Regions from separate parts of the Homo sapiens genome. Here region 1 is linked to region 2. Evidence: chromatin loops called from intact Hi-C (ENCODE). Cell type or tissue: ascending aorta. All regions are shown on one strand. Links, peaks and the distances in the headings refer to the core of each region. The heading gives the core; the rest is flanking DNA.

Region 1 (16,490 bases), core at 7,810-10,309, 65 kb before region 2:
TTAATGGGCTGCCATTTGCTCATTAAAGTCACCTGGGAATTTAGTCAGCATACGGACCACAAAACAGGACCCTGTATAATGTTTAGGATTTTGTCGTTTAATAAAACATTTTATAAGCTCAGTGCGTACCTATTAATAACTGCACTTCTCTGGGCTCAGCAGCCTACCCTGTGGTCTACAGTGCAGTGCACTGACTACTATAGGTGAGTTATAGAGAGATCTTTTCCCAAGTTCCCATTTGTCTTTATTATGACACTCAAATAGCAGATGATGAGCAATCAGTCATTGTTAAATTCCATCCCTGGGAATTGAACCAGGCTTGGCTTCTTTTCATTCAAAGTCTTCTTGCAGGCGGCCTCCTTTGGAAAAGGGAGGCCCTGAGCTTCTGATCCCATGGAGGGATTTATTATCTGCTGCAGAGGAGTGAGTGAATGAGTGTGTGTGTGTGTGTGTGTGTGTGTGTGTGTGTGTGTGTGTGGCTATCACCGATGGAGCAGTTCCTAAAGGCCAGTCCATGAATTGGCCCTGTCAGAATCTCCCAGGATGAGTGACAAAAACAGGCATTCCTAGTCCCCAGCCCAGACCCACAGAATTATCCTCAAGGACAAGATCCAGAATTGTTTGAAAACCAGTGCCTCCAATTTTTTCTAATACACAGCCAGATTTGGGAGGCACTTGGAAAACAGAATATTCACCAGATCAGATGTTCATCAGATCAAATGTTCACCAGATCTACATACTCTGTCTGCATAGTGGAATAGTTCGCTTTTAACAAGAAAAGTGAAAACAAACCAAAACACAGATGCTGGTGCATAGCCACAGAATGCATCTCAGAGCCTGACCCTCCCATTCCATGAGTGCTGATCACAATAGTGGAAATGTGAAAGGTGCCACACAATCAATCAACATGGGTAGAAAACTCAAAAAAGACACCACTTACTAACAGGCATTGTTTTCTTGCACTTATTACTTATTTCTAGCATGTTTTCTCATTTTACCTTCAGTTCCTACAACTATGGGAGAGAGGGCTTACATAGCCCCAGGTTCCACATGAGGCATGACTCAACCCTAAGAAGAAAATGAGTCCCCAGTACAAGAAGGCAAGGAAGGTGGCAGTGTTTGAATAGCAATGGGGATGAGCTGAGGGTGAGGTCGGCCAGAGAGCAGGGCCCACACCAGGGACAGGCAAGAGAATGCACACAGAGAAAGTTTCCACCCGGGCAGGTGGCGGTGGCTCACACCTGTAATCCCAGTACTTTGGGAGGCGGAGGCAGGTGGATCACCTGAGGTCAGGAGTTCGAGACCAGCCTGGCCAACATGGTGAAACCTCGTCTCTACTAAAAATACAAAAATTGGCCGGGCGTGGTGGCAGGTGCCTATAATCCCAGCTACTCTGGAGGCTGAGGCAGGAGAATCGCTTGAACCCGGGAGACGGAGGTTGCAGTGAGCTGAGATCGCGCCACTACACTCCAGCCTGGGTGACAGAGTGAGACTTCATCTCAAAAAAAAAAAGAAAGAGAAAGAAAGTTTCCATCCTTTGACTACCTTGACTATGTTCCATTGACATATTTCTCAGGGCTTTCTTTAATATCTTCTCACCATAAATACAACAAATCTCAAGTCAACGTATCCTAAAATTTGTTGAGAAGGCACCACTTTTTGAAGTTTGTGCTTAGGGAAAGCAGTTGTTCCTTTGAAAAAGCCCAGTTTTGTTTCTGATTGGGAGGTGGGCATTGGGAGGGGAGCACACGCCCCCGAGAGTTCCTAAGGGAAGAAAATTGTGACCAAAGGAAATGCCCCAGTGCTGTCTGAAGACAGAAATCAGCGACATAAATTGTGAGACATCAAGCCTGGTTCTACTTGTCTTGTCCTATTATCAACTAATGTCCACTAGGGGCTGTCTCTGCTCAGCGACTGCACTCCATTCCTGGCCAGCACTGTCACCTTTGTTCTTCCCAAATCCCTTATCAGCTGGGTGTTATTATTATCCCCATTTTAAAGATGGGAAAACTGAAGCTCAGGGAGAGTTCAATAATTTGTCAAAATTATGACTCAAATGTTTTCATCAATCTTTGTTCCCAGATTCAAACAATACCATCTGGGGCACTGCAGGCTGCCAGCTATTCTTTCCTGTCTAAGGAAGGAGAAGAGAATGTTAACTGCAGCAAAATGATCTTTTAACCAAAAACTTTCCAACAGGAAACCAAGCCAGTTTTAATGGACAAAAAAAACAAAATAAAATAAAATAATACTTATTTAGAACATGAGGCACGAGAGCCACTACAACCCAGCACACTTGTAGTTTGGGATTTGCAGTCCTTCTGTGACCAGCTCCATCTCTCCCCATCACCTCTGCCCCTCAACAAAAACACAATTGGGATAAAAATTTTAAAAAGTTAAAATATCTTTACCTTCCCTCAAACAACAATCAAATCTCTTTCTAGAACTTGTCTTTTCTGAAAGCCAAGCCCTCCCAGAGAGCATCTTAGATCTGGGACCCCTTCTCAATAGGCGATTGATGATGCGGGACCCAGGTCCCTGCATTCCTCAGGCGGCTTTTCTCCAGGGAGTCCCACCCACACTTGAGCTTTCTCTCAACCTCTCCTTTCTGGATCCTGCACCTCAGAGAACATAGAAATTTGGCAGGAGGTAAATTTGAGTCCTTTGGAGATTCTAAGAAGCCCGCTATGACCCAGTAGCACATCAAAAGCATCTGACTTTTGCCCTGCACAGAGCCTTCATGCCCTTTCCAAAGAGCGTCCACCCACTCTCTATGATGATTAGTATTGATACTTAGTGAGCAATTACAATGCACCACACACAATGAGAAACACAAAAGCTCCTTTACCTTCCTTCCACCCAGTGCCCAGCGTCCTACAGATGAAACGAACAATAGCTGCCATTCACTGTGCCCTTACTATGGTTCAGATCTTGTGCTGACCAACTGACATTTACTCTTCACAAGAATGTCAATAGGTGGGAAGACTTAAGTATCCCCATTTTATAGATGGTAAAGCTGAGACTTGGATTCTTTCCACGCTAGTGAGTAGCTGTGCTGAGATCAGCAGGTTCCAAAGCCCAAGCTCTTAACTAGTGTACCATAATGTCTTCTACCACTTAGTAACTATTCACGGCCAGGACAGAGAAAATGATGGGCTTTGAGTGACACACATTTTCTGCTCAGGTTATCTCCCATCTTGTCTTGGTTGCACTATTAAATATTTTAAAAGGAGAGGCAACAAGATGGAAAAAGACCTTCACATTTCACTTGCATTTATTTTACCTTCAGGCAGGCTTTGCAAACACTCTACAAAGGGAGGTAGACAAGACACAGAATAGCAGTAAATGCCGAGGAAAATGCAAATCCCTTCTTTCACAGACACAGTTATCATTATTCCAATAAAGTGTAATGAAATAATAGAACAGCCATGCAAAGTGGGATTCAAGGGGACTTTTATGTTTTCTCTGTATCTATTGTCCACAAATGCTTTCCAGCATGACATTTTCCCAGGCCTGGGTCAAAACTGAGAAAAAGAAGGACACTGAAATGATCATGCTTTTTATAAAACTAAATATGTTTACTCTAACTGATTATTCTTTATGCTAAAAAAATTTTTAGTATACTAATAGCCTTTCTCCATAGAAGTGATGATGAGAGAAGCTGTTCCTTTTCTTTCTCTGTCTTTTAATTGTCCTTACTTGATCAAATAAGAGTTGGCCACCTTATGTCAGTTTTTCAAAAAACTCTTTTTAAAATTTTACTTATTCTAGAAAGTCTTGGGATAATTGCTTCTGATTTTTCTATTTTTTCTGAATAACATGTATTGTTTTTGAAAAACTAATAAAAAGTTACTTTAAAAGAAATAAACCATAAATAATTAAGGGAACTACATATGCATACCTGTCCTCCTGACTATAATTTTATTTTTTTAAAAATTTTAATGCAGCCATTTCTGATTCTTTGTGTTACCTTCCATCACTGGTGGGAAAATGCAGAAAAGCAATGTCAAGGGGTTTTTTGGCAATGTCGAAAAATGTTAGAGGTGAGAGAATAATTAGAAGCAGCAGCGGGTCAAGTGAAATTTAGCAAAAGAATATTTTAAAATTATTTTGATGAAACCAAACTGATACAATAAGAAATCATTTGTTTGCTGGGCAACAGACGACATTTTTCTCTATTGCAGAAGTGAAACTTAAAAAAATTAGCTTTGCCATAGCTTAGACTGCGGCAAAAAAAAATGGTAAATATCTGATTTAAAAAATTTTAAAGCTAATTATCTGACCTTATTGACAGTCAAGGAACAAAACCTCTATTGTGAACAGACTCTATTTCAAGAGCAGACCAAGGAAGGATTTGGCAAAATGAAGTTTAGACTTAGACTAATTTCACATGCTAATGAGAATCTCCAGATAAAAGCTGCTTTGTAATGGGTGCTAACCAATTGGCAGATTAACAAGATTCAAACCAAACAGAGCACGAATTAGTCATGTTTGTCATAAGACCATATGGCTAGAAAGAAACCAGGTGAATTTGGTTTAGCCTGTGTTGGAGGTATTTTTTGGTACAATATAGTTAAACAGCCAGAAAAATCAGAGTATCTCATAGTCTAACAGCCTTTACAGGGAGATTGTGCAAGGTTCATGTAACCCCTTGGAATACCTTTCAGGTGGATAACGTTTGTATCCATCAAAATAAGATGCTAGAGTTTACATTCATTCCCTTTCTTTCAGTCTCCAGAATCCCTGCACCAAAGAGAGAAAACATGGCAAAGAAAAGAATACAGGTTCTCGAGCTACTATCTAATATGTTAGCCCTAGCTACATGTGGCTATTTCCATTTAAATTCAAGTGAATAAAGTTTGTAAAAAGTAATAAAATTTAGAATCCAGTTACCTCACCACATTTCCATTGCTCAACAGTCACATGTGCCCTGGCTACTGTATTGACGAGCATAGATATAGAATATTTCTATCATTGCAGAAGCTTCTATTGGGCAATGCTGCTTCAGAGTCAAGGATCTCACTACATGAACTTCACTTAATTTACTCATCTGCAAAATTAGGAAACTAATAATACCAATCTCACAGGTATGTTAGGAGAATCAAATGTATGCAAGAGTTGTTTGTAAGCTATAAGACAAATAAATGTTAGCTATTTGGATGAGGATAGTGCTAACGATGATTGTGACGATGATGATTAATGATTTCCATATAGGAAGGCTTCAGATGGTTAGGGATGATAAGCACTCTTAGCCTTTACTCAAAGTTTGCACGACCCCAAGTTGTGAGGGTTTTCCTCCAACTGTATGCTCCCTCTTTCTTCTTGAAAGTTTTTCCTTCACTCCATGCTGGGAACAAAGACCTAGACAACGTAAAAGGAAAACATCCCAGAATTCTATCTGAACACAAATTATGTGTGACTACTAAGCTTAAAATATATATATATATTTATATATAAATATCATACATAAATATATAATATATAAATATTTAAATATATATAATATATATGTATCAGACAGAATTCATGTTATCCACCAAATTTTGTGTTTCCCAAGGAAGTGCTCCTAACCCCAAGGAGCCTGTGGAAGTATAAGGGTTGGCCAGAGCAGGGGCAGGTGGAGGAAAGGAAGGGAGTGTCAAGGAATGTGGTATTAGAGTTATTGCTACTATTACAAAAGTTTTCCCAGAACTAGTATGTTTTCCAGGATGAATCTAACCTGGCTGATTTACATATAAAGCATTCATTCTGTCTGAAATTAAATTAATTCAGTCAACAATATTATTTGGCAGAGCCACAAACAATTTTCATTTTTGTAAGTCAAAAATAGTCAAACACTGGCAATTTCATATGGTTCAACCTAATATTGCCTCAATTTGACCTGTAGCAGACGAGCCAAGATTTCAGGTTTTAGCTGATAGACCTGGGTTCATATCTCACTCTGCCATAATTGCTTGTCTTTGGGAAATTAAAAAATAATAGGAAAAAGAAATTTAGTATTTGGACTAAATCTGAATCTTTGAGAAAAGAAAATAAGAAAGTGGTTTTTGGCGGCAAAAAGGTTGACAACCATTGATCTACTCCGCAAGGTAGGGCTTTTAATTGGCAACATACTGCCTCCTTTAGGCAATTTTAATCATCTAGAACATAGAGAAGAAGAGAGATAAGTAAGCAAAGGACATCTTAAAAAACAAAGACTTATCAAAAAGCCCATGTCCTTCATATCTTAGGCGTGATAGAAGCACTTTCAGGTTTGACCAAGACAATTGTGTGTAAAAAGCTATACCAATGGCAGAAAGAAGCAAAACTAACTGCAAAGGCCGGATACAGAGGTTAAAAATATATTTATCTAACAGAACTGACAAGAAACTCTTGGTCTTGACCTTCTCAATGGCCTGACAACTTTACCATATTATAATAATGCTAAATATCCCTACTCGAGAAAGCAGAAACGTATTATGTTGTCAGGCTGTTCCTATATAAATAAGAAGTCATTGCGCTAAAAGCTATGATGCAGAGAAGGGCAGCCCATATGCCTGCCACCGATAAGGGAACCAAGGGAGAAAGGCTGCTCAAATACCACTTGCCCATCATGGCCATGCATGAGAAGGGAAAGCTGTGTCTGCGAGGACACCCCATCAGTGCCAGAAGAGGAAGGCCAAATCAGGTTGTTGAGACCAGGGGTGAGATAGAACACCAGCCAAGACACAGAATCCACACAAACCGAGAGAAGTTGAAGAACCAAGAGATCTGAAAGCAAAAAGTCGCAGAGCAGACAATCAAAAGGTGGGCTAGATGGATTCTGGAACAAAAAATTACTAAAATTGTGGCTTTTACACAACATGAGCATAGCTCTATGTGGACAAAAGGGACCAAAAGGGATACACTTTTTACTGAAAACTCACCCATGTAGGAGGCCCTGTTTCAAACCACAAAAATTCCAACTTGTTACTGGAAATGAAGAAAATACGGTCTTAATTTTAAACAACAACCTGATATTCATTTAGACCAGCTGTTAAAATGACAGTATGCAGAAAAGAGCACAGAATTTTGATTCAGACAATCCTGAGTCATGTGGCTCAACCATTTATTTTTATGCACAAGGTCACATACTTGAATCTCGGAGGATGTCAGTGTCTTCATCTTTGAAACAGAAGCAGTAGTGCCACTTTCCCAGTGTTGTGGTAAAGACTAGATGAATCCACATATGGAGAGTACCTGGGTCAATACCTGGTACTTAGTGTGTATTCAATAAGCCTTAGATCGCTTCTCTTCTCTGTATTGATAATTCATTTTTAGCAACTGAAACAACAGTTTCTAGACTTATTTTCTCTGTTCTATTTGTGCTTCATCAGTCATTCCCCTTGCACACTACCAAACATAAGTTGCTACCTAAGAAGGCTGCCCTGTTTATTCTTCCAAAGCAATGTCAATTTCAATCCCCACTTTTAGACTTACTTAGAAAGAATATCTGAGCTTTATTTTTGGTCTTAGTGATGATAGTATCCTTTAGCTGGATGTCAACTCTAGGAAGATTTCATTGTCAGCTGATGGCAGCAGGGTGGAAAAAATCCTTTAAAAGCAAGAATAACCTCCCCCACACCTGCCCAAGAAACAAAACACCAAAGCCAGCAGCCCTCGCCTCCCAGCGTGAGCAGCTGCTCTGGGCTGAGCCCTTAGCTCTCCAGGCCAGGCTGCTGCCTACCTCACCCTCCAGAGGAGCCCTTGTTGGGTCTTCAGTCCCTGGTCTCTGGACTTATCAGGAGCAGACATCTGCAGCCACGTCTGTGGGGACCACCCAGAGGGCAGCTGGAGAACCCTGGGGCTCCTTGCAGAATTTGCAGAAAGGTCAAGAGTCACATGCCCCAACCCGTTCTCTAAAAGCATCTCAGAAAGACCCGGTGGAAAGGTCATCTTAAGACAGTGACAGGGCACAGCTTGTTGGGGGAAGAGAGGAGAGGACAGAAGAATTTCTTTTTTAAGTAGCAGAAAGTACATCTGTTTCTTGCTCAGCTTAGACTTTCAAGTCTGATTTTTATTTCGATGGCATTTCCTTGGCTTTTCCAATTCATGTCTAAATCACAAAATGTGTCCATTGTGCACTTCTGGGCTTGCGTACATGTGCCACAGAGCACAACACCGCAAATGCATTTTCTCACTTCATTAAACATTGCTTTAAAATGGCATCCAAATGTCCGCTCTCACAATCGCGTCTAGGGGAGATTGTGTTACTTTTTCCCCCACAGTGGGAACAGAAGGAACAGCTAAGTCACAAGCTGTGATGTTTAATATTTTTCAATTTCACACGTCCAACTCTGAAAGCTGATTGTAGGGACAGCCTGGTCAGCCATGCCACTGCGTGCAAGGGCTCTGGTTGTCTTGGGGAGGCTTCCCTTTAGCCTTGCAATTCTCTGATCTACACTGCAACAGCCATAACTGGCCTCACCCCAGGGGATCCCTTCTCACTTCACTGGGTGAGGTGCTGACTCCACCTCCCCCAGGCAGGTCAGGACGCATTCTGCTGACTTAAGAAGATGCCACGTAAATTAGAACTCATGTAACCATATGGTTCAAACCTGCGGGTCATATTTTATACACAAATGACTATGACAGGCAGTATTTTTGTGCTGACAAGTTGTATTTCATCCATGTTTACTTAGAATTCCATGCTATCATTAAAAGCTGAACAATAGAACTTTATCTTATTTTCACGCAAAAATTTCACTGAGTGTCCCTCTTATTAAAAAAAAAAGAAGAAGAAAAATTCACCATGAAGCTTTTGCTCTCTCTTTAACTCTTATTATCCAAGTGTTGGGTGCTAAGATGCTTTCATATATTCTGACATCGGGAATTTGAAAGTTCTTGAGCCCTGGCTTCCAGACTGGCCAGCATTAAGTGTGCTAAACAGCTATTTTATTTGGGTCCCAAAAATAAAAAGTATATTAGTTTACCAACCACCGCATGCTGTGCAGTGACCTCTGGATGTTTGAAAGCTGAACCAATTGATTCAGTCTTCTGTGACTTTACCTCCTGTAGAGCAGCAAATAAGAGAATCTCCAATATAGTGGCCAGTTACCTCCCAGACCTCTAGGTTAAGAAAGAAAATAGTAAACAAAATGCTAGCTGGGTCACTCTATAGCCTCTGGTCCTTCAAAGACAAACCTTAGAAAATACTTCTCATGTTTCCTAGAATTCTGATTAAACCCACAACCCAGCAAGTCCTAGAGACTCTGACTATATTAAGGTTGCAGGAACTAAGAGACTTCAGCACAAATCTTGAACTCAAGCTGGAAAAAATAAATATAAATATATATATATATACACATATACATAAATAAATAAATATATACACACACATTAATAATGCCTTCCACCTTGAGAAAATGTCTTAGACCCCCACATTCTCCTCTCTGCTTTTGCAATCCAATGTGACCCTATTGGCTGGGCATGATGGCTCACGCCTGTAATCTGAGCAATTTGGGAGGCCGAGGTGGGAAGATTGCTTGAGCCCAGGAGTTCAAGACAGCCTGGGCAACACAGGGAGACCCTGACTCTATGAAAAGTAAAAATAAAAAGAATCATCTGCAGTGTGACTCTATTTTCTCAATCAAAACTAGGCAAGTGGTCTGGGAAAGGTATTTTTCCAATTTATAAATGAATTGATGGAAAATCCTCTGACAAAGCTATCAAAATTATAGTCATATTGGATTACATATTTAACAACTGACCCTTCTTGGGGTCATTTCTTTTAAATCAGGGCTGCCCTGATCACTCCAGGCACATGGTTGCCAAATCTCAACCCTCCCCAGAACCTTCAGAAAGCTGTCCTGAAGTCTGAGAGGCATCTCTGGAAGCTCAGGGAAGACAGTTCATCGCCTCTCTCCAGACCTGGCTGTGAATCCTCACTACACTTCTTACTTTCTTTAAGCAACTCCATAGTGCCACCGAGCCATTTCCTCACTTGTTAAATGGAATGCAATATACAATGCCTAACGCATTTACCAAATGATCATGTCTTCACTCTATCCCTAATTGAAAGAACAACATGAAATTGCTGCCAGGTAGCTGCCCAGGACAAGGAAAAGTGCGACGGGACTGAAATCTGATTTTGCTTCCTTCCAGGCTCCTCCCTTTTGGAGGTGTCTGTCTTCCCCAGGTGTGTATCTTTCAAGTCTTTACTGATGATGGCTTAAGAATTGATTCATCCCAGGTGTATTTTAATGAGAGACTGCAAAACTTTAAAGACTTTAAAGATTGAAAGGAATTATTTTCTTTCAATGAACATGTGTCATTCTATTATTAAAGTAATATATGATTACTACAAAAAAAATGCAGAAAAGTAAAAAGCAAAAGAATTGCCCATCATTCTGCTACTGAAACACAAGCACCATTAAAATTTTGTTGTATTTTTGGCACGCATATTCTTTGTAGCCTTTACTTGTGTGTGTGTGTGTGTGTGTGTGTGTGTGTAAAAGGGGATGATTATATTGTTGATTTTAGTTTTGACTTAGGAAAAATTGCATATACAACTTTGTATCCTTCTTGTCATTTAGTATGGTAACCCACCAAGCATTTGCTGCATTACCATACCCTTTCCATAAATAATAATTTTTAATGGCTGCAAAATAAGGGATGCATTTTTGAAAGTAAAGTTCTTTTTTAAATTTTTTTAAACAAAAATTTCTAACTCTAATAGATCCTGGAGAAGATAAATGTATAAAACCAAAATTAAATGTAAGTTCTCTGAGAGCAAAGACTTCTGTCTCTTTTTATTCTCTGCAGTAACCTTGGTGCTTAGACTACTGCCTGGCCCATGATAGGTGTCCTCTAATGAATAAGAATAAAATCAGAGGAACATGAGGCCTCTAGGACTCCAGCTTCCAATGTAGCACTGTGCCCTGGTTTGCTATGAACTCATTCTACAGAATGATTGACAAGTAGCCTGCTTTCTCTATGTTTTTATTTTCTCCACGGTCTTTTGCTAAGACACAAGTACAAGTAAACACATGATTCATCAAAATATCAATTGATTTTTAAAAGCACCTGTTTCCCATTTAAACCTTCACAACCATGTTTTGAAAACTGTGGGGAAATCTGAAACTGTCTCAAAATCTTTTTAGAGTTCTTTAGAAATTTTTTTTAATGCCAGTTGTAAAGTCATGTCCATGTCAGTGATTCTCTGATCCCCAAATATCTAAACCTGTTGGAAACTGTGCAAACAGATAATAATAGGACCTCATTTAAAGCAAAAGTAAATTATAAAAAATCCATTACTTTGTTTAGCCAACAGCTTTGATACCCAAGAAAACACATCGAGACTTTGCCCTGTCCTGGAAGCATTTGGGTAAAGTGCTGGCGAATGTGATATCTAATTAGATTCTAGGGTCTCATCACCAAGAACTAGGGGAAAGATCAGGAGTTCAACCCAAGAAACCAGTTCATGGAAAATATCAAATAACAGTTGGGCAATGCTGAGAGGCTATTTACTGAAATGCTCATACCTAGTGAAAAGACCTCCTGGGCAAAAACTTTTTTTTCTAATCTAGGAACAACTATTGAATTTGCTTTTTGCATTATACTGAATAATTCTTCTTTTTTTTTTTTTTTTTTTTTTTTTGGAGACAGAGTCTTGCTCTGTCGCCAGGCTGGAGTGCAGTGGCATGATCTCAGCTCACTGCAACCTCCACCTCCTGAGTTCAAGCAATTCTCCTGCCTCAGCCTCCCCAGTAGCTGGGACTACAGCTACGTGCCACCACACCCAGCTAAGTTTTGTATTTTTAGTAGAGACGGGGTTTGACCATGTTGGCCAGGATGGTCTCGATCTCTTGACCTCATGATCCACCCACCTCAGCCTCCCGAAGTGCTGGGATTATAGGCATGAGCCACCGCGCCCGGCCTATACTGAATAATTCTTAGTATATTACATTAACGTATTGCCATAATTTGGTTTTGCCCTTCTGAAACCTAAAGATATAATATATGCCTCTGTAAATGCCCACAGAACTACTGTGTGAGCAAAATTTGACTTTGAAAACAATTATAATGTGGGCAAGAAAAATGTTAAAATCTTTAAACATTATCAGGCCAATATATAGCTTGTTATATGAGTTCCAGCACAGGCAGCCCAAAGAAATAAGGAGAGATGTGCATTGCCACTTTCTCCCATCTCTCCCAGCCTACAAAATGGGCTTCAGATGACAGAGGAAGTGTCTGAGGCAACGGCAAATGTGGATAACAGGTTGGAAGATGGAACTACCAAGGGAAAGAAGGCTAAAGGAAGTGGGGAGATTCAATGAGATAAAGAGGAGATAGAGAACTTTTTGGATTTTAAAAATTAATCTTCAATTACGTGAAAGGATGTTTGTGCAAAATGGTGACCCACTTTTTTCCATCTCTACTGGGGCAGATCAAAAGAAAATGGACTTAAACTGAGGCCGAGTGGTTTAGGTAAGACAGAAGAAGGAATTTCCTGAATGTGGAGGTCGTTAAAAACTAGAATGAGTTACTAAGGAAGTCTGTGGACACTCTTCCTCTGGGGAACATTTAAAAATAAGATAAATTTTCATCTGTCAGGGCGAGTTTAGAAGTAATCCTACTAGAAGGCCTCTCAAAGCATTTTCCAGCCCTATAACCTGAGGGCCAAATTCCCTCTGATTTTATTTCTAAAGTTAACTAGATGCGAGATGAATGCCTGAAGCAGAATTCCAGATTTTAGATACAGTAACTCGAGGCTGTCACCTTTTGTTCTATAATAAGATGCCACTTTGCATAAAAACTAAAGTCCTAATCCTTCCTGGAAACCACAGCAAGGAAAAAATTCACAACTCAAAACTTGGCAAATTAACTCTTGCTCAGACACCTTCACTCTCATCCTTAAAAATACAAAATACCATCTCCTCCTCTACACTGTTTTTTGTTCCCTTATGCCTATGGAGCACGTCTTTCCAGTTCTTAATTTTATTTTTCCCAGACAGCCATTCCGAATATTCCATTTTTACAGCTAGTCAGTTTCTTTAAACAGTCTTTTGAAACCTAACCAAATACTTTCCCAGCAATTATTTGGCGATGTTTCAATCTTAGATATACCAAGCTAAAAAACAAGTTTGCATTTTGAACAGCTGTACTCAGACACATTCCTTTCTCTTCATCTTCTTCTGAGTTTTAATCAAGCCAATCGGGGGCTTTCATTACACCTCCCAGGATGGAATAACCTGACATGGTGAATATTGATATAACACCCTCCCTTATAATTGATCAGCTTTGTTTCAGTTCCATGGTTTTCTTTTCTTTTAAAAGCTTCGGGTCTCCTTTGTTTCAGGTTAAATCAGGAACATTAAAAGCAACTGATATCTAAAGCCTCCTCCAGGTCACTGCTGCCTCCTCCTCCTCATTCTTAGCCTAAGGTTTTTTTGTTGTTTTTTTCTTTTTTCTTTAGCTTCTCCATCCTCCTACTCACCCCTCACCCCAAGGCATTTGTCAAAGGTTTCCTCTGACTTCTCCAACCCTTTTCTCCAGTGTGAACTCTGGATTCAAGTGTGAGGAAAGGAAATCTGGCTTAGGTAAGGAAAGGGGAGACCATCCAGGGTAAAGGGAAAAGAAAGGGGTTTCAGTCGCAGCGATCGCTGGCCAGACACTTCCTAACAGTTACCTCTCAAGGACAGCAAGAAAAGTCCTTGAAAATCTCATCTGGGCACATGGATGGCAGGATGGGGCACAAAGAGCTATGTGGGCTCCTAGAGAGACAAGGTGAACTTATTCCTCAGTTAGGAATCCAAATAAATCATAATGCTTAAACTATTCGTGAAATCATCAAGTATCTACAGATTTTTTTCCAGTTCTAAATGAAAGTAGCCAAATGATGGTCATTAAAATGAAAGAAAATCATCCTTATTTTTACTTCTGTACAAGCTTCTCGAAGAACTTCAAGTCTTAGTGGAGATGGGGTGAGGAGCTAGTGACAGGGCTCTGATGAGTGGAGAACACCAGGTTCTTCATCTCGAGTAGAATTAGAAAAAATGAAACGGACACACATGGAGTAGTTTTAAGGAGCAGAGAGTTTAATAGACAAGAAAGAAGGGGGAAGAAAGAAAGAAGAAGCTTCCCTGTACAGAGACAGAGGGAGGGAGGGCTCCAAAGCTGAGAGGGAACCCTGCTATCAACTAGCTATATTCGATGGCTGGAGGAGGCGGTGTCTGATTTGCATGGGGCTCAGGGGATTGGTTTGACAAGGCATGTCATTCACGTAGACCGTGAAAAAACTGGCTCTCTCACCCTAGTCTTTTAACATGCAAATGTAGGGCGCCATGATGTTCCACACACCTGGGGATATGTGGGGGCAACCATGCTGCTAGGCACATGTGGGGGCAAGGGTAAGAGGGCAACGGTGGGAATCGCCATGTTGGGTGGACCCAGTTTCTAACGCCTTGCATTTGCATATTAAAGGTTGCCAGCCGGCCATGTTGGGTGGATCCAGTTTCTAACGGTTTGCATTTGCATATCAAAGGTTGCCAGCTGGGGTCTAAGAGTCAGGATTCTCTTTCATGCTAGACAAGAGCCGCGAAAAATCTTCCAAGGACCCCTTTTTTCCTCTCTATCTGCCTAAAATAATTTCTTAGTAACTCCTACCACACTAGATCGTCTTAGTCTTTACACTGAGAAAAGTAAAAGAGGTGTGTTCTCTTTTTGTACAAATGGGGAAAGCCAGGAATAGAGTGATGACATATTTTACCCAGAGTGACATAAGTAATCACAAGGTTCTCTGCATCTATATTACTATATGCTTTGCCAGAATGCCCTGTTAGGATGAAATTTATTTATATAGTTAAATAGTTAATAACTACATAAAGGAAGGAGAGAGGAAAAATAAAAACTAAATATATATATGTGTGCACAAAAAGATATTAAATTGAGCTTATGAATAATATATTTCAATAATACATTACTAATTATTTAACATGAGGAGAGGAGCTGATTAGTAGTAGTCAGTCTTCTTGGCCATAGTCAGTTTCATCAACCTCTTCAGTTCTGAAACCCCAAGGCTCTCCCAAGGTTTACCTGGGGAGATAACCACAGCCCCTGTCCTCTTCAGGCAACTCGGAGTTCAACTTTCCTTTCTCAGAAAGAGAGATAGCAACATCTCAAGAGATAGAGCTAGAGAAAAGTCACAGAAGCATCTATGAATTGGTTCCCCATCAAGGACACCCAGACACACAACCCACTCAGAGACAAACCGTTCTGGAATACTTCATGTTGGAGTGGTTAGCCCTGCTCTGTGAACTGGTAATCCAGTCCTTTGTGGAGCCATCTCTGGGCTAATTGTCTCTTTGTTTCTTGAAGGTTGAGAGATTATCTTCAGCAAAATTCCTCCGTTTAACCCCTGGACTTCCTTACCCCAATTCATCCAACCACCACTCTCATTTGCAGATGAGAATCTTCATTTGCACACATGGCCTTGGCCTTTGCCTCAACCCTTTCCCTAAGACAGCTAGCTGGTTCTATCTTGCTCTCTCTCCTTCGTTTTTGGTGCAGATCAACAGCAGAGCCAACCTTGGACAGGACAGGACGAATCCACACTTCCAACTCACAGAAGCATGGAACCCAGTTAGGGAGAGTCTCCCAAAGCCTTAAGGTACCACAGGGCACCATGTCCTCTGCCAAAACTTTTGGAAACAGGGCTGGTTCTACTGCAGCAGAACAGATCACCCTTTGAACAAAAAGCTCCAAAACTTACAAGAAAGAGAAGATGAAAGCTGCAGCTCTCTTCTTTGAATTATATATTATCTATGCCTAGAATGCCCAGAGGGGTCATGAATTTAGAGAACTCAACAACAACAAAAAGTCAATATCTGACACCTTGTGTTTCTAAAACTCATTACAGCTCTGGGAATGAAAGTATAGGAAGAAAAAAAAAAACAGTGAATAAATTATTTAGAAGAGGAAATGTTTGGATTATTTTCTTGCGTTTTCTTGAGCTTTTCCCAATAGTTTCAGAACTGGTGGAAAGAGAAGGAGTTCTGTCTCCTAAATTATCTCTTGAATTCAAATTTTCTCTGGTCTGGGATTGGAAGGATCCTTCATACTTTTATAAACTGGACTGAAAAATACAGAAGCCCCCAATCTTAACCCTTTCTTCTCTTTCTAAAATATCCTAAGGAAAAGCAATAAGAGATTTAAATCCCATATCATCTGAGAAAGGGACTGGGTTTTTTTCCCAAATCAACCTTTCCAATTAATGAAGCCCCTATTCCTTATACTGAATTGGGGAAATGTCTTGTGAAAAAGTTGCTGACCCTCCTCTGATACCTGGAACCCTACTACAGAGTCTCAGATTTGACTCAGAGAAGGTTCCAGAGGTGTGTCTGCGTTGTGCTGTATTGCACTGAGCTGGTGCCTGACATTTTAGATGCTCAGTGAACATGTGGCTCTAACTCAGTCACTGCAAACTCCTTAAGATGTCTTGCTCATCTCAATGGCCACAGTAGGTAAACATT
Region 2 (16,490 bases), core at 9,219-11,718:
AACTCATCAAGTCTGTAGGATCCAGCTAATTTGAACTGAGCTCAACTAATCTTTGCTAGGCTTTCTTAAGAGGTCTCTGTCAGCTGCACATCAATCTATCAATTGCTCCTGCCAATAATAGTGGCTTGCTCATCATGTGTTTGGGTGTTGACTGGTTCCTAGCTGATATAGGTTGGCCTTAATCAGAATGACTGGGATGACTTGGCTTCTTTCACCTATCTCATTTTCCAGCAGGTTAGCTCAAATGTATTTCTCTCAAGGCAATAGCAGATGGCAAGAGCACAAGCAGAAATAAACAAGTACCTTTTCAAGCCTCCATTTGCATGATGCATGCTAACGTCCAATTATTCTGAGTAAGTCATATGGCTGGGTCCCTTGTAGAGCACTATAAGATTATAGGACTATGGGTTAGAGAGGGGTATAGAATAAGGGCCCTTAATGCAATCAATCTACTATAGCTCTGATTTCCATGTAAAACTCTCAGAAATAGGGCAGTAAAGTACCCCCTGGAAAAGCCCCTAGCATTTTTTCTGTGTTTGGACAGTCTACCTTGTTCAATCACAACACAGTTATCCAGCTAGTCAATCTTCATAGGGATTGACTCTAGGCTAAGAACTCTAGGGTATACAGAAATAAGTAAGGATTGTGTCCTACCATAAGGGAGCTTCTAATATAATAGCCATAAACCCAAAAAATGTCAGCATGATGAGGACCTTGAGAAGGGCCAAAGAGGTACCAATAAGTTGTCACAGGGTTGAGATTGCCAAATACCATGATCTGCAGAAGGGTCCAAACCCATAGTAAAATTATCAGAAGTCTAATGTGAAATGATGCAGAAAAAATGTAGACAGATTTTTTTGGTAACATTAACTCTGTCCTACTTTAAAAACTATTGTTTATTCTGAAATCATGTCCTTCCTACCTTTGAAATTAACATACTAACTTTTATAAAGTAGAAAACAGTTTTTGTTTGTGCATTTTTAAATATCATTCCTTGGTAAAATAAAAGTTCTCCATCCAAATCGATCCTTCCCAAATCCCCAAGTTGTTTCTTGGTTTTATCCCAATAGTCTGTGCATCACAGCTAGAGAGAAGGGAGAGAGCACTTTCAGAGGAATCATTCCACAGAAAAGGGATCATCTGAGACAGGCCTTGAAGGGTGAGCTGGATTTCAGCACATGGAAATGACTATGAATGGGATGGAGCCTAGAAAAGGTGCAAGGTGGGGAGTAAGACTAGGTCATCTCTATTCACAGCCAGGAATAAAGTTTATCTGGGCACCCTTGAGCAACTGAAGTTGCTGGAGGCAGGGCTCCTTGAGAGCAACAAGCATCACCTTGAGGTCCATCTTCCCTTCCTTTAGCAGGCCTGTTTTGGCCTGGCTGCAACTGACTCCTGGAGATTGTCTCCAGCCACATATTTTGAAGGTTTCTCACCATTGCTACAGGCTATAGGACAATTTTCCTCTATTCCTGCTCCATCTACCAGTAGTGCTTACTGGAAATCAGCTTTCCATACCTTTCCTTCCAGTTGCTGCTTCTCCTACAGGAAAGTCAAGCTGATTGGATGAGACCAAAGCTAATTTTTTTCTGTCCTGAACCATCTGCCCACCGGCATTCTCCAGGGTTGTCCTATTGTGAGCCACCCCAGTAGGCATCCTTGATGCAAAGACCACATTCTCATCTCAACTGAGCAAGAATAATAATAGAAATTATAATATTGCTTATTTGATATTAATTCAAAGCATAGCTACAGAACAGAGCTCTTTAAACCCAAGTCAGTCTGACTCAAAAGCTGGTGCACTCCGCCATCTCCCCATACACACACGTACATACTACGATAACCTCCTTGATGTTTTCATCGCCGCAGATACTACTGAAAAAGTAAAGTAGGCCCATCATCCTAGTTACTACCCAGCCCTAGTAGCCCAGGTTCAAACATCACTTGGGAATCACAGAATTGGATAGTTTTCTTTCAGCTAGAATTTTGAGGTTGGGCTTAGATTGGAAATCACCTCTGTTCATCTGGAGTAAGGGCTTTTAATACTTTTTAATAGTTTATACTTTGGAGCACTGTGGCTCAGAGTTACCATCAAGGGGCCACTGCATGCAGTCCCACGGAATTTACTGGAGTTGGAGGATGGAGAATTCCATTGTCCTCATTCCACATGTGCTACCTCAGGGCCCAAACTTCAGGACAGCTCGATGAATGAAATGATGACATTTGCCAAAAACAGCAGCTATACCACACAGAACCGCTGAGCACGTGAAATTGAATGGCAATGTATTGTAAGATTTTGAACACAGATCCAGGATAAGGTTAACATAATACTCCTTTTTAAAAGTCACCAAAAGAGAACGCTTTCAGTGCAAAGACTTCCATTTGCATAACACCTTACGCTTCTCAGCATACTCTCACCTCATTGGATACAAACTAATCACTAGCATAACAAACTAATATCATCTCTTTTACAGAAGAGAAAGTTAGCTGCTAGTCCAAGTCAACTGATCTATGCAAAGTTATATGGCTTGTCAATAATGGATATGAGACTAGAATTCAGGACAGGTATTTTTGTGGCCAAGTCTACTCAGATAAACACAATTAAGCTAGTTTTGTTGACTTGATTTGTTTTGTTGGCCTGTTTCATTTTGCTAGAGAATCTTGATTAACCAATTAGATTATCTGGAACTCATGTTGCTTTGTAAATGGAATAGTTGCCTGCAGCAATCTCAGACCATGTAAGTGGGATCACTCAATTGACTTAACCAGAAAAGAGGTCTAAGCTGCATAAATGGAAAAGAAGACATACTCAGATATTTGGACATTCCTTCAAGACTGTAGACCCTCATTACCATGAGTGTTCTGACCCAAATCAGATGGGTGCAATGCGAGGGAAGAGTTTCCCAGCCCAGTGTCATATTGAGAACTCTTGGCAACAAGCAATGCCAGAATTCTATCTAAAAGAAGTTTTGTTAGGGATGGCAGTTCCCACTGGAAGGTGTGTGTGTGTTGCATTATATGTTTTGGATCAAAAAAATTTTTTTCTGAAGTAGCTTTCAACTAACTTTGCATAAATTGAGAAAATTTAAATTGCACCTAAAAGAGAATATTAGAAACTATTAGAATAAGAGGAATATTAAAAAATATTAAAATATTAATGGTAGCAGTAGTTGTAGTAGTAATCATGGTAGTAGGGTGACCAATTTTTCCGGTATGCACAGGACCATCTCAGTTACACAGCAGAAAGCCCCACATTTCAGGGTCTCTGTCCAACCCATCCCAGACAAGTTGGGACAGTTGATCACTCTAAGTGATAGAATGATATTAATAATTGTTATTATTTTTATTTTTATTTTTATTCTTATCAGAATGGCTAGAGGGGAATCTGACAGAATTGTATGGTACTTCAATCTCAAAGCCACCATCTTGATGTTGCCACTGACTGCCTAAATTGGGTTATTTGGTGGCAAGTTATCAGCGTCCAATGAAGCTGGTCCTCAAGGTTGTCATCCTTCCCCAGTGGCCATGTTCCTTCTCCCCATCTGGACTTTCAGCATCAATCTACTCAAGTGACCACCAAATATCGCCAAACCCAGTTGAATGCCTCATTGGGCCTGGTCCTCTCTCAGCAACATCTGTTCCCCTCTGAGTGTAGGGAACTCTTGGGGCTATCCTGAGCAATAATCTCTACTCTGGGTTCTTAATTCATCCCCAGGGGTCTCTCCAGGAGCTCAAGGTTTCTCTACTTGCAGATGGCCCTAAACACCTCTGGAGTTTCTGTTGTCTCGAAAAGAGCAAGAGGGACTATAAATACTATGTGTATTAGGAAGAGGAAAGCAAATGGGGTTGGGAATGCCGAAAGAGTTGGGACTGGAAATGTATTCTGAAGGTATGGTAAGGTTTAGATAGGAACAAGCAAGAGGAAATGCATTTCAAGTGGGGGAAAACACAGGAACAAAGAACTAAAGGGCATTAACAAATGTCTGGGGACTGGGAGGCAGACATGCCTCAAGGAGAGGATGAGGGAGGTGGAGATTAATGGAGAAGGAAAGATCTATACTCTTTATTCAGTAGACCAGTGTTTCTCAAACAGGACTGATTTTTCCCTCCAGGGAACATTTGGCAATGCCCAAAAACATTTTTGGTTGTCATGACTCAGTGGGGATGTAATTTGGTCTGAATGTTTATGTCCCCCCAAAATTCTTATGTTGAAATCCTCACCTCCCTACAAGATGATGGTATTAGGAGGTGGAGGCTTTGGGGGTGATTAGGTCATGAAGGTGGAGCTCTCACAAATAAGATTAGGGCCCTTATGAAAGAGACCTGAGAGACTTCTCACTCCTTCCACCCTCTGGGGTTAGAGTTAGAAGTTGGCTGTCTGTGAGGAAGTGGGTCCTCAAGAGACACCAAATCTACTGGCACCTTGATATGGGACCTCCCAGCCTCTAGAACCATGAGAAATAAATTTCTGTTGCTTATAAACCACCCAATCAATGACATCAATGTCAATAGCACCAAGGTTGAGAAACCTTGCAATAGACAATGGGGAGGCACAGGAGGTTTTTGAGCAGGAAAATGACAAAATGATGTCAATGCCGATAGCTTCATAAAGCTGAGAGGAAATTAGCTAGCACAAGAACATCTCTCTTTATGCAATGGAGCATTTCCTAAAAAGCTTTGTGTTTTTTGTGTGTTTTTCTTTAAAAAAATCAATATTTTAGAAATTCAATTTTATTTTAAATGTACTAGAGCAGCTACTAGACAAATCTAGGGATGAATACACTCCTAGAAAGTGAAGAATCTTGCCAACGCAAGCATCATTCCTGTCTCATTCTGATATATCCAAATGGCTGTACTTTAGTGTCTCTCAAAGTGGGTTACACCTAAGTCTCTTCCAGACACCGGAGGACAATGCAGGCTTCCCCCCAAAGAATGGAAGATGAGAAGCCAGATTCCCTGGTTCCTACCCACTGTGTGACCCAGAGCAGCTCTATATTAGATCATTAGCTGCTTCCAGGATCATCATTTCTTTTTCTCCATGATTCATTGACTCTTAAATGCAACCATTTCTTCACCCTGTCATTGTGGAGCACATAATCCAAAATTTTATTGAAATCAAGAGATGTTTTCCTTGCTATTATATTGGGAGCAGAATACGATTCCTTTGAACACTTCCAAAGTTCATTTTTGTTTCTCAGTGACTGCTTTCAAGTTTTCAAACAAGAAAGGATTTTGTTTTTCTCTGGCTAAAGCTTATTTTTACCCAGCCTTGGTTTTCTTTCCTTTCCTTTAAAAATCCTCAGCACATCTAAGTACACTAAATATTTATGAATGTAATTTATGAGCTTTGGCCGTTTACTCCTTGCCAAAACTAAAAAGTATGTCTGTGTGTGGCCTGAAAAATCCCAGCTATGACAAAACCAAAACAGAGAAATAAGCAACTACTTCACATAAAAAAAGAGAAAAAGAGGTCAAACTTCACAAAAGTCCAGAAATTACTCACTTGACATATTCAGACTGGCACAAAGGAAAATAAATAATATTACATCTCCTCCAAGAACCTTGTCCTGTATGTCCTGCCTCAGATGTCCTGCAGTAAACATTTATTGAGAGCATCAGGAGGGAAAATGTCCCAGGCATCTGAAAGACAGAGGCCTGCAGCTTGCTGGGCAGCTAGGGCCCAGGGTGCTGCCCACCTCAGCCCTGTCCCCCAAAGCCTGTGTCAGCTGCGTATACTGAGCACTTAACTGTGCAGGAAGGGAAGTCAGCAGATCTCTAATGAATTCCTGATCTGACTCCAATCCCTCTCTTCCTTGAACACATTTCTTTGGAGAATCAAAACCCAACATCTGGAATTTGGCTTTTCACTGTCACAGGATGTCTCCAATGCTGGCTCTTGTTTCTGGAGTTACATAATTTCTCCTAAGCAGCTTTTTTCTCACTTCAAAAAGAAAGTGAGAGAGATTGCAGAGGAAATGCCTATGATATTAAAAAGTCATAAGCACTCATCTGTGATAACAAAAAAGCAGTGGTCCTGGACACACATAGGTTCTGATAGTTAACGACGAACTTGAGGGAATGAGGCCTGGTGGAACTGACCATAAATGAACAGAAATAAAGAGTGTGAGGAAAAGAGGTAAATGCCTCATGATGTGCAAACATTGTGGCAGTGGTTTAAACATCTCAGGAAGGAATTGAAGAATCATTGGTTTGATAGGCATCTGGTTAGCTCAGACCATCTCATCAAGATAATCTTATAAACCTTCAATCAACGGTTGGCTTAAAGTCTTTAAGCCTTGCCACTAGACACCTCCTGCATACTGCAGAAGGGCCACCTTGGAAGCGCATACTGCAGTGTTCAAGAAAGAACCTGAGGCAATTACAGACACCTGTCTATAGCAGCCAGACCCCAGACCAGCCCACAGCTTTCACTGGGCAGACCTTGGCTTTTCACCCAAGATTCCACTGGCCCCACTGAGTGGAAATGAGCTTTGTAAACCACTGCTTGTTCTCTTGAAAGAGGCAGTTGACCTAATGGCTGATTATTTTCCTGAAATGGCCCCTTGAACTGGAGTTCCATTCTCCCTATTAAAGGAGAACAGGAATAAATACAATCCAAGAATCATTATAAACAGAGTTTTACTCTCCTCCTGTTGAAACTTCTACCACAGCTCTAAAGTGCCTCAGTGCAGAAGATTTAAGAAAAAAAATAGGTCCATTCTTAAATGCTCAAGGATTTTAATCTCAAAATGTATGTAAGTTCTCTGCCTAACCCAGAAATGAGAGCCAAGAGCAGCTGTGTGTGTGTGTTTGTGTGTGAGCATGAGTGGTGTTGGGTGAGTGTGATGACATTGTTGAATATTTTATCCTCTTCCAAGAAACCAGTATTGGTAAGTAGATTAGATTGAATTTCTCTGGAATCTCAAGATGTCTCTCCATTCAGAGTGCTTAAACATAAGAAAGGTTCTAAAGTTGTCATAAAGTCATCAACTTTAAAACTGAACACTGTGTGCCTGGTGCTTGGGATTCAATAGTTAACAGGTATGGTCTCTCCTCAGGAAGCCTATGGTCTAACAGGAGATCTAGATGATGAAATAGGCAATCACCATTTAGGGCAATAAGTGTCCATTCACGTCACAATGGGAAGTTTGAGACTCCCTGGAAGCATATATGAGAGTCACTTAACTCAGTCTTTGGAAGTCAAGCAAGGCATCATGGAAGAAATGACATCTAAGCTGAGATCAGAGAAGCAAGGCAAAAGTTTAAAAGAGAAAGGACAGAACATCAAGGCAGAGGCAATCTTAATTGCAAAGCCCCAGAAAGGAAAGTGCATGGCTTTTGGCTGAAATGTAATTAACAGGCGATAAACAAAGACAGATTTCATAAAGAGGGATCAACAAACCTTTCTGTAAAGGACAGACAGTAAGTAATTTAGGATTTATGGGTCATGCACTCTGTTGCAACTATTCAATTCTGCTGCTGTAACTAGAAAGCACCCATGGACAATATGTAAATGAATGTGTTTTCATAAAACTTTATTTACAAAAACAGGTTGTAGGTCAGACCCAGCTGACATCCTGACTCTGCTGGCACCTGAACCCTCACTGTTCTGTGGTCCCCAGGCCAGCAGCATCAGCATCACCTTGGCAGCTCATTAGAAAGGCAGACTCTCAGACTCTCCCTTCTGACCTATAATCTGAATTTTACATTCGAGAGATCCCCAGGTTGACAGAGCCCTGTTAAGGCATTTGGTCTCTGTCTTTGACACACTCATGTATGCATGTTTGAAAGATCCCTGTGGCTACAGTACTGCAAGTACACAACAGTGAGCAGCTCCTGAAATTTTGTCTCCCTCGTTGCCCAACTTGCCTCCCTTATACCTGGTCCTGGTGAGGAAAATGGACAGTAGAGGGCAAGACGGCAGGATGGTTTCTCTTTTCTCCCAGCCCCTGAAAGCCCACCCCTATCCCACCTCCCTTCACAACAAAGGCTGACCTTCAAAAACTACTGGAGGTAGTACTCATTACGCTTCCCAAAGGCTAACCGACTGGGTGTATTTCTAAGTCTCACTTGAAGCCATTCTTCTAGGGACCTCCTACCAGACCAGAGCTGGGCATCGTGTTTCTCTGCTGTCCATTAGGTCCTCCTTTGTTCCCATAGACATTCCATAGCACTCTGGGGGTCCAGTCTTCTGGGCCAGTTCCACCTCTAGAGGTATTTCTGGCCAAATGGGCTTGATGTCGGCTTCCAGACAAGCATGCAGGCAGCAGCTCTGAGCGTGAGCAGAATAAAGCCCCTTAATTAGGCAAGAGAGGGACTCAGCCAGCTGTGCACACTTGAGGGAAGACATCCATCAAAGAATGCATCTCCCTTCCCTACCTTTTATTTATGCTTTAGAAAATCCAATTAAAGCCGAGCCTGGCACTCTCCTAACTTTCAGCCATTTAACACATACAACAGAGTTGCTGGCCATGAATTTAAACACGCACATACACACACAGTCATGCGTGCACACAAAATAAACATGCACACATCCTGTTTCTTCCTTGTGGGCTCCCAGGACTTAGGGACTTTGGGTGTGCCTGTGGACGCTTAGCCAAAACGATGACCAAAGGTTGGTCAGAAAATGTCATTCAGCTGCTTTCGCTGGTTTCTCATGTCTTTTCCACTGCATCTGATGATTATATTTCATCCACATGCCTTTCCTGCTCATTTGGGCTTGTCCTTGGGGATGATTCACTGAGATTATGCTGATGTGAACAAACTCTGTGAACGTTTTTCCCTGCTGTTTCACTGGTTTAAGATTAGACTGCCACTTTATAGTCCAACCTTCACTTTGCTGGCAGTACCTTGATAACGTATGGCCCCAGGAAAGACACCCTGTGGAAATTACTGCAATTATCAGGCTTGGACAAAATGGACACTGGGAATTTCCTGGTGTGGGGCATGCTGAGCTCCTCATGTCTGTAAATGCCCCATGCCAGGTCAACTACTCTGTCACCTGAGTGCAGGAACTCAACACACATGCACTCAGTCACCTGAGCCCCCGAGAGTACCTTCTCACATCTAGAACCCTGTAAATGCTCTTTCTGTCCTACCAGTGTATTTGGTACATGACAAAGCTTAACATTTTTTAAATGGGATAAACCCCAGGCATAGTGTTGGGAACTTGGATTTTAGGGTCAGCCAACTTTAGTATGAATCCCCATTCTGCTTACTAGCTGAGTAACCTTGAACATGTGGCCTAACCTTCTCTATGACTCAGTTTCGCTATATTTTAAAATGAGGATAACGATAGTACCTGGCTCACAGGGTTATGGTGAGGGTTCTATGAGATCATGCACATGGAGGAGTTGGCAGAGTGAATGGAACATGGTAACACAAACAAATGTTAGCTATAATTCCCAGGGTTTATTATTGTTAAAGCCTTCCCTCCAGCTTTCGCTAATCCATGTGTGTCCCTTCTCTCAAAAGCTTTCCTAGCTAAACCCAGCCAGCCAGGACATGATTTTGGTTCTTGTTCGCCAGCACATTTAAATAGGGCTGCTAGTGGCTTTGCTTTTACTGGGTTTTCAAAAAATGTTTCCCATTTACATGTTTTATCTCCTCAAGCAAATTATAAATTTCTTAAGGGAGAGGACCTGATCTTGTTTTGCTATGACCCTCCCACACCCTAAGATATTTACCATAATGATTACATCTTAATCATTTTCCCCTTATAGTATCAATGTTTATTTTAGATTTGGGGATACATGTGCAGGTTTGTTACGTGGGTATATTGCATGATGCTGAGGATTGGGGTACAAATGTTCCCATCACCCAGGTAGTGAGCATAGTACCCAACAGTTTTTCAACCCGGGCTTCTCTCCCTCCCTCCTCCTTCTTGTAGTTCCCAGTGTCTATTGTTGCCATCTTTAACATCTTAATCTTTGATGAATAAATTTTATTTAAGAATATATAGCATAATGTGTATTACAAGTAACATGGATTTGGTTTGGTTTATCATCTGTGGTCCTGTGACCTGTGCACATGGAGAAGCACAGACTAAACAGAAATTTCCTTTTGTCATTAAAGTAGTCAGAATGCCAGCTCTGTAGCCTGACTTCCCAGTTTGAATTCAAGCTTTTCTCGTTACTAATCATGTGACTGGGGAAAGCTTCCTAACTCTCCCAGCCTTGGTTTACTTATCTGTAAAATGGGAATTTGGGTGAAGATTAAATGGGTTAGGGCAAGTTAGGTGCTCCAGAACATTGTAATTTATTATTGTTTATAAATAATTTGATATAAAATTAATACTACAAACACATTTGCAGAGAAGAATGGCATTAAATAGAGGAATAAACTATTTGATAAAAATTATACTATATTGACTTTTTAGCATAACCCATAATCACATGCCAAATAAATTGTGTAAATGATGCAATTGTTTTTCCCTTAACAACTTTTTTTTACATAAGTATATACAATCTTTATTTTCAATAAAGAAATAATATGAAAAGAAGAATCACAACACCCAAAAATCCCCCCCAAAATTTAGCTTTTCTGTAAGTGTGTGGTAGTGTTTCATCATGGTTTTGATTTGCCATTTCCCTAATAATTGACGATCTTAAGCATCATTTCAGGTACTTATATGCTCTCATTGAGTTAAATACATATTCAAATAAGTTGTCCATTTTTTAGAATTATTTTTTATTTTATTGAGTTTTGAGAGTTCTTTATATATTCTGGACACAGTTCCTTTGCTAGATATGTATTTTGCAACTATTTTCTCTCTGTGGCTTTTCACTTTCTGAACATGTTTGAAGAGCAGATTTTATTAAAAATTTTGATGATGTCCAATTAATCATTTTTAATGACTCTTCCTTGTGTACTAACAAATCTTTTCCCATCACAGGGTCATAACATTTTCTCTTTTTTTCCTAGTAAAGTGTATTAGTCTATTCTCACACTGCTATAAGGATATATCTGAGACTGGATTTATGAAGAAAAGAGGTTTAATTGGCGCACAGTTCCACAGACAGTACAGAAGGCGTGGATAGGAGGCCTCAGGAAACTTACAATCACGGCGGAAGGGGAAGGGGAAGCAAGCACGTCTTACTACGGCCAAGCAGAAGAGAGAGAGAGAGAGAGCGAAGGGGGAAGTGCTATACACTTTTAAACAACCAGATCTCACTCACTATCACGAGAACAGCAAGGAGGAAATCTGCCCCCATGATCCAGTCACTTCCCACCAGGCCCTTTCTCCAACATGTGGGGGTTACAATTCAAAATGAGACTTGGTGAGGTCACAGAGCCAGTGGGAGTCAAGGTTTGATTTTTTTATTTTTTGGCATATAGCTTTCTTTTCTTTTTTTTTTTTTTTTTTTTTTTTTGAGATGGAGTCTCGCTCTGCTGCCCAGGCTGGAGTCCAGTGGTGTGATCTCGGCTCACTGCAAGCTCCACCTCCTGGGTTCACGCCATTCTCCTGCCTCGGCCTCCCGAGTAGCTGGGACTACAGGCGCCAGCCACCATGCCCGGCTAATTTTTTGTATTTTTTAGTAGAGACGGGGTTTCACCCTCTTAGCCAGGATGGTCTCGATCTCCTGACCCCGTGATCCACCCTCCTCGTCCTCCCAAAGTGCTGGGATTACAGGCGTGAGCCACCATGCCCGGTCGGCATATAGCTTTCAAATTGTTCCAGCAACATTTGTTGAAAACATTGTTTGTTCTCCTTTGAATTATCTTGGCATCTTTGTGGAAAATCAATTGACAATATATGTGTAGGTCTATTTTTGGACTTTCTATTCTGTTCTGTTGATTTATCCCTCTAACTTTACATTAACACCATGTCGTCATGCTCAAATAGCTTTATAGTAGACTGTATCAGATGGTGTACAACTATTATGTGTCAATTTTTAAAAAGCTATTCTTGACCTGACATGATGGCTCATGCCTATAATCCCAGCACTTTAGGAGGCTGATGTGGGAGGATCACTTGAGGCCAGGAGATGGAGACCAGCCTGGGAAATATAGCAAGACCTCAATTCTAAAAAACAAAATTAGCTGGGTGTAGTGGCATGTGCCTCAAGTCCCAGATACTTAGGAGCTAAGGCAGGAGGATCACCTGAGTCCAGGAGTTCAAGGCTGCAGTGAGCTATACTTGTGCCACTGCACCTCACCTTGAGTGACAGAAAAAGACGCTGTCTCTATTTAAAAAAAAAAAAAACTGTTGTTTATTTTTAAAAATTGCTTTTATTAATACTTATATAGTCATTTCCTTTTATTATCTTTACAGTTATTTCCTTTTATCTATATACAAATTAAAATTTTTCATATATGTTGTCAGTTTCTACAAGAAATAAAAGCCTGCTGGATTTTGACTGGGATTGCCTTGAATCTATTGGTCAATTTGGGAAAAACTGACATTTTAACACTAGTGTGCCTTCCAATCAATAAAGAATGCTGTATTTTTTTGTTTGTTAAATATGTTTTAATTTCTCATATCAATAATTTTTATTTTGAGGAATACAAATTTTACACATTTTTTAGATTTATCCCCAAGTAGTTAGTGTTTTTTGATGTTATTACAATTGTTATTTTTTGAATTTTTAATTTAGATTGTTTATAAATTTCAATTATTTATTTATAGAAACGCATTTGATTTTTGTATAGTACAGCCTTCCTTAACTCACTTTTTACTTTTAGTAGCTTCTTTGTAGTTTTGTTTTGTTTTGTTTTGTTTTTGATAATCCATGTAGATGAGCATGTTATCTGAAATTAAAGACACTTTATTATTCTTCAATTTGTATGCCTTTTATTTGTTTTTCTTAGTTATTGCACTGGCAAGGACCTCTAATGTTGAATACATATGGTGGCAGTGTACATTTTTGCCTTGCTCACAACCTTAGGGGAAAAGCACACAGTGTTCCACCATTAAATGCGATGCTAGCTGTAAATTTTGTATAGATGTCATTTTCATGTTAAGGAAGTTCTCTTCTCTTCCTAGTTTTCTTACAGTTTTTATGATGAATGGATGTTGAATTTTGTTAAATACTTCCTCTGCATCTATTGACATGATCATGTGTTTTATTTTCTTTACTCTGAACAACATTCATTATATAATATCAACCCTCTGATTTTCCTTTGGAGAATCACCCCTTTAGCTCCATGTGGTCCTAGTGAGATTGCCCACCTTAGCAACCACTGGGTCCCTGTGCTCACCATCTCACCACAGGTGTGAGCAAATGACCAAACTGAGACAATCAGAGTCTTTCCTGAGATGGGACTTATGGATTCTGGGAAACAAAAGTTCTTCCTCTGGGATTGAGAGCTGCAAAGACCACACAAGCTAGAGATGCTTTCAGTCACTTTGAATACCTTTGAAAAGTGGAAGAAACTGCAAATTGGTGTCAATGCACAGAGCTAAGTGATGGAGAGATGGCAAGAGAAAGATAAAAATCTAGCAATGTTTTATGAGCCCCTAGACTGTGATATGACCGTAGACAACTCAGCCTCCAGGTTTCCCACATCTGTGAGCCAACAAAATTCCTCTTTGCCTACACTAATTTGCATTACCTTTCTGGCACTTGCAACCAGAGGAACCCTGATTGAAACACTTTTCACTGTGTGAGTAACATGTCCACTAAATCAGGCCCAAACAAGAGAGAATCATTTACTTCAATTAGTTGGCATTACATAAAACTAATAAAACCTATTTTTAAAAATAATTCTATTAGTAAGATTTTTAATTTATATTAAGGAAGTTTTACTAAAAAGAGTTGTTTTATTATGTCTTACATTTTTATTCTAGGTAGTCATAAGTAGAAGTTAAAGTAAAAAGGCTAAATCTTTTAAATAAATACAATAGTAAATATGCAAAATAAAGTGAATTAGATTTGCTGTCCATTTATCTATGAAAAAAGTAAAATATTATGTATGATATCTGTACACATACATCTATAGATAGATACTATGTACTATAGTATATGAACTGAGAGAGAGCATATGAAATTACTGAGGTTCTGCTATATGCCAGATCCTGTTCCAGTGCATTGTGAATGTTATTTTATTTGGTCCTCACAACAACGCCTCTTCAGGGTAAGCATTCTTGTCCTGCATGACACATGTGAAAAAAAGAGAGACAAAAAGTTTATATAATTTGCCCAAGGTCACATAGCTGCTACATGACAGAGCCCAATTTCAATCCAAGCTTACTAGTTCCAACAAACCATGAGTTCTTTCCATTACACCACTCTGGCTACTTCAGAAACAATTGCCATTTTCACCTTCCCAGTGTCAGGAAGGAATCTGAGTGCTATTACATAAGCACACATGTCTGCTCCACATACACTTGTGTGGAGCAAGGATCTCTAAAACTGTGCTCAGATTCACAAAGTGAAAGTGCAAAACCCCGTGTTAGCTCATCGCTGGGCTCAACTGCTTAGAAGGCCAACCTCTGCAGGGGAGGCCACAGGGGGAGGGATCCCAGCTAGGAGACCATCATGCCTCACCCAAAGGCACCTTTCTGCCCCTCAGTGACTTGCAGACTTGCTATAACATAGATGGATCCCCGGGATAGAGCAACCATACTATTGGCTTTGAAAATAAAGACTCAAATATAACTATATTATTTAGAAATATAGAGGTAAAAATGTAAACATACATATATATATATATATATATATATATATATGCCAGGCATGGTGGTTCATATCTGTAATCTCGGCCTGTAGTCCCAGCTATTGAGGAGGCTGAGGTGGGAAAATCACTTGAGCCCAGGAGGTCGAGGCTGCAGAGAGTCATGATGGCACCACTGCACTCCAGAAAGCAAGCAAGCAAGACTGGTGGTGCATAGTGGTTGAAGCTGGGTGATGGAACGTGGGATTTCTCAAACTATTCTCTCAACTTTTGTATATATTCTAAATTGCCCTTAATAAAAGAAAAAGAAAAAAAGAAATATGGACATAAGAAGCACAGCTTTTAAAAATGGAAAGGGTTTGGCTTTTGGGGGAGGGGACGGTGGGGGTAGAGGGCAAGGCTCAAGTATGGAGAGGTGAGACAAGGGACCATGGTTTTCCTTACATGCCCTGTAGTATCACTGACTTTTTCTATTATATGAACATATCACTTGAAAAAAATTAAACATTAAAAGAAACAAAAAATAATGGAGCAACTTATCGGCCAGCCTGTCCCTGCTCCATGGCAGACATCACTAATTAGCCTCAGCCTGATTTCCAGCTGAGCCCAGAAGAGCCTCTGGAATCATTCTCAGTGCAGCCTGCTAGAGATGAAGCCCATCCCAAGATGAAGAGATCTTCCATAGCATGTGTTTATCCCACACTTTGCCTGTAATGGTTCTCACAGTTCAGACAGGATCCGATCTGCCCAAAATACTTGTCCTCTGGACTCCAGGACAACCTGGGTACTCTAGCAGAGAGGGAGGGTAGGGCTCCCAGAGCCTCCCACAGGCCCTCAGAATTAGGTTGTCACCCCTGCCTTGCCCTCACCAGCCTCAGCAGATGCTTCCATTTCTGTTGGAGCCCATGCTGAGCCAGAACTTCCAGCCCTCCTTCCGTGGCTTCAATAACATTTTCCTAGGATGTGCTTTACAGCAGATCTCAGACAGTGATGAGTGCTAACAGATCCCAGTCCTGTGCAAAAGGAAAGTGTTAGAATTATATTTGGGTGGACTTCTGATGTGTGAGGGGCTTTTCCACATTTGGACAGAAGTGAAGTGCCAGTCACGTCTTTCCTGGATGGGCTGGTTTATAATTCTCCTGGGAGGCTTAACTGCGTCAGCATAAACTAAGGGAAGGAGCAGGGTCTAGTACAGCTGAGAACTGGTCCCCATTCCTTTTGTGGGAAAACTTCAATGTTCCATAGGCCTTGGACCTGTCAACCCAGACAGCTTATATTCCCAGCCTTTTCCCAGGGCTAGGTTCCTCAGCCAATCCCATTCTCAGTCTTCAACACTAACCTCAAAGGTGGGGACATGCTTCAATTCTTTCACTTGAGAGACTGGGAAGCAAGGGGGAGGAAGTAACATATATTGATTATCTCTTTGACCAGACGTAGCTCTAGGAGCTTCCTATTTATTTCATCCTACCCATAAATCCTGTGAATCCAATTTTACAAATGAAAACAGTGAGGCTTAAAGAGGTTGTAGTTTTGCCCATGGTCAGATAACCAGAAAGTGCCAGAGTAGGATTTAATTTTAGGTCTTCTGAATTCAAAAACCCTTGTTCTTCCCCAGCCTGATGCTCCAAAGAAGTCTGTGCACACTTGTTGGTCCGTCACAAATACCAAGCCCACAGCACTGGACAATTTGGAGCCAGCATATACGCCCATCTAGAAAGTGTTCACCATGAAGAAAGGGACTTATGGCGATGCTTGAACCCACGCTTCAGACAGAGTCAGGCTCCACTTCCAAAATCAGAATTTGCTGAGGAAACAGCTCTCTACAGGTAGAAGGTACTTCCTAGGTAACTCCCAGCATCTGCCTTCTGTCCAGT

What was found. A loop is a pair of places that touch in the nucleus more often than their neighbours do. Peaks named below come from ENCODE experiments on the same cell type or tissue, not always from the same donor. Only the 100,000 strongest peaks of a DNase experiment are listed, where the experiment ranks them.
Region 1: a loop joins it to region 2, with 2.0 times the contacts of the local background. A loop is called at or near these places in 3 of 110 quality-filtered maps.

What each region holds. Positions count from the first base shown.
Region 1 is chr7:25,718,625-25,735,114 of GRCh38, forward strand. The region is part of intron 1 of LINC03007 (long intergenic non-protein coding RNA 3007); the gene reads right to left. Among named protein-coding and RNA genes, the nearest start is that of LINC03007, 63 kb to the right of the region's middle. RefSeq lists enhancers at 14,098-14,764, 15,032-15,542. In ascending aorta, for the core only: no CTCF peak of the experiment used is centred there; no DNase peak of the experiment used is centred there.
Region 2 is chr7:25,781,758-25,798,247 of GRCh38, forward strand. It overlaps LINC03007 (long intergenic non-protein coding RNA 3007), which reads right to left and starts at 8,362. Exons shown (of 5, transcript NR_157808.1): 1 at 7,996-8,362. In ascending aorta, for the core only: no CTCF peak of the experiment used is centred there; no DNase peak of the experiment used is centred there; H3K27ac peaks cover 485 bases.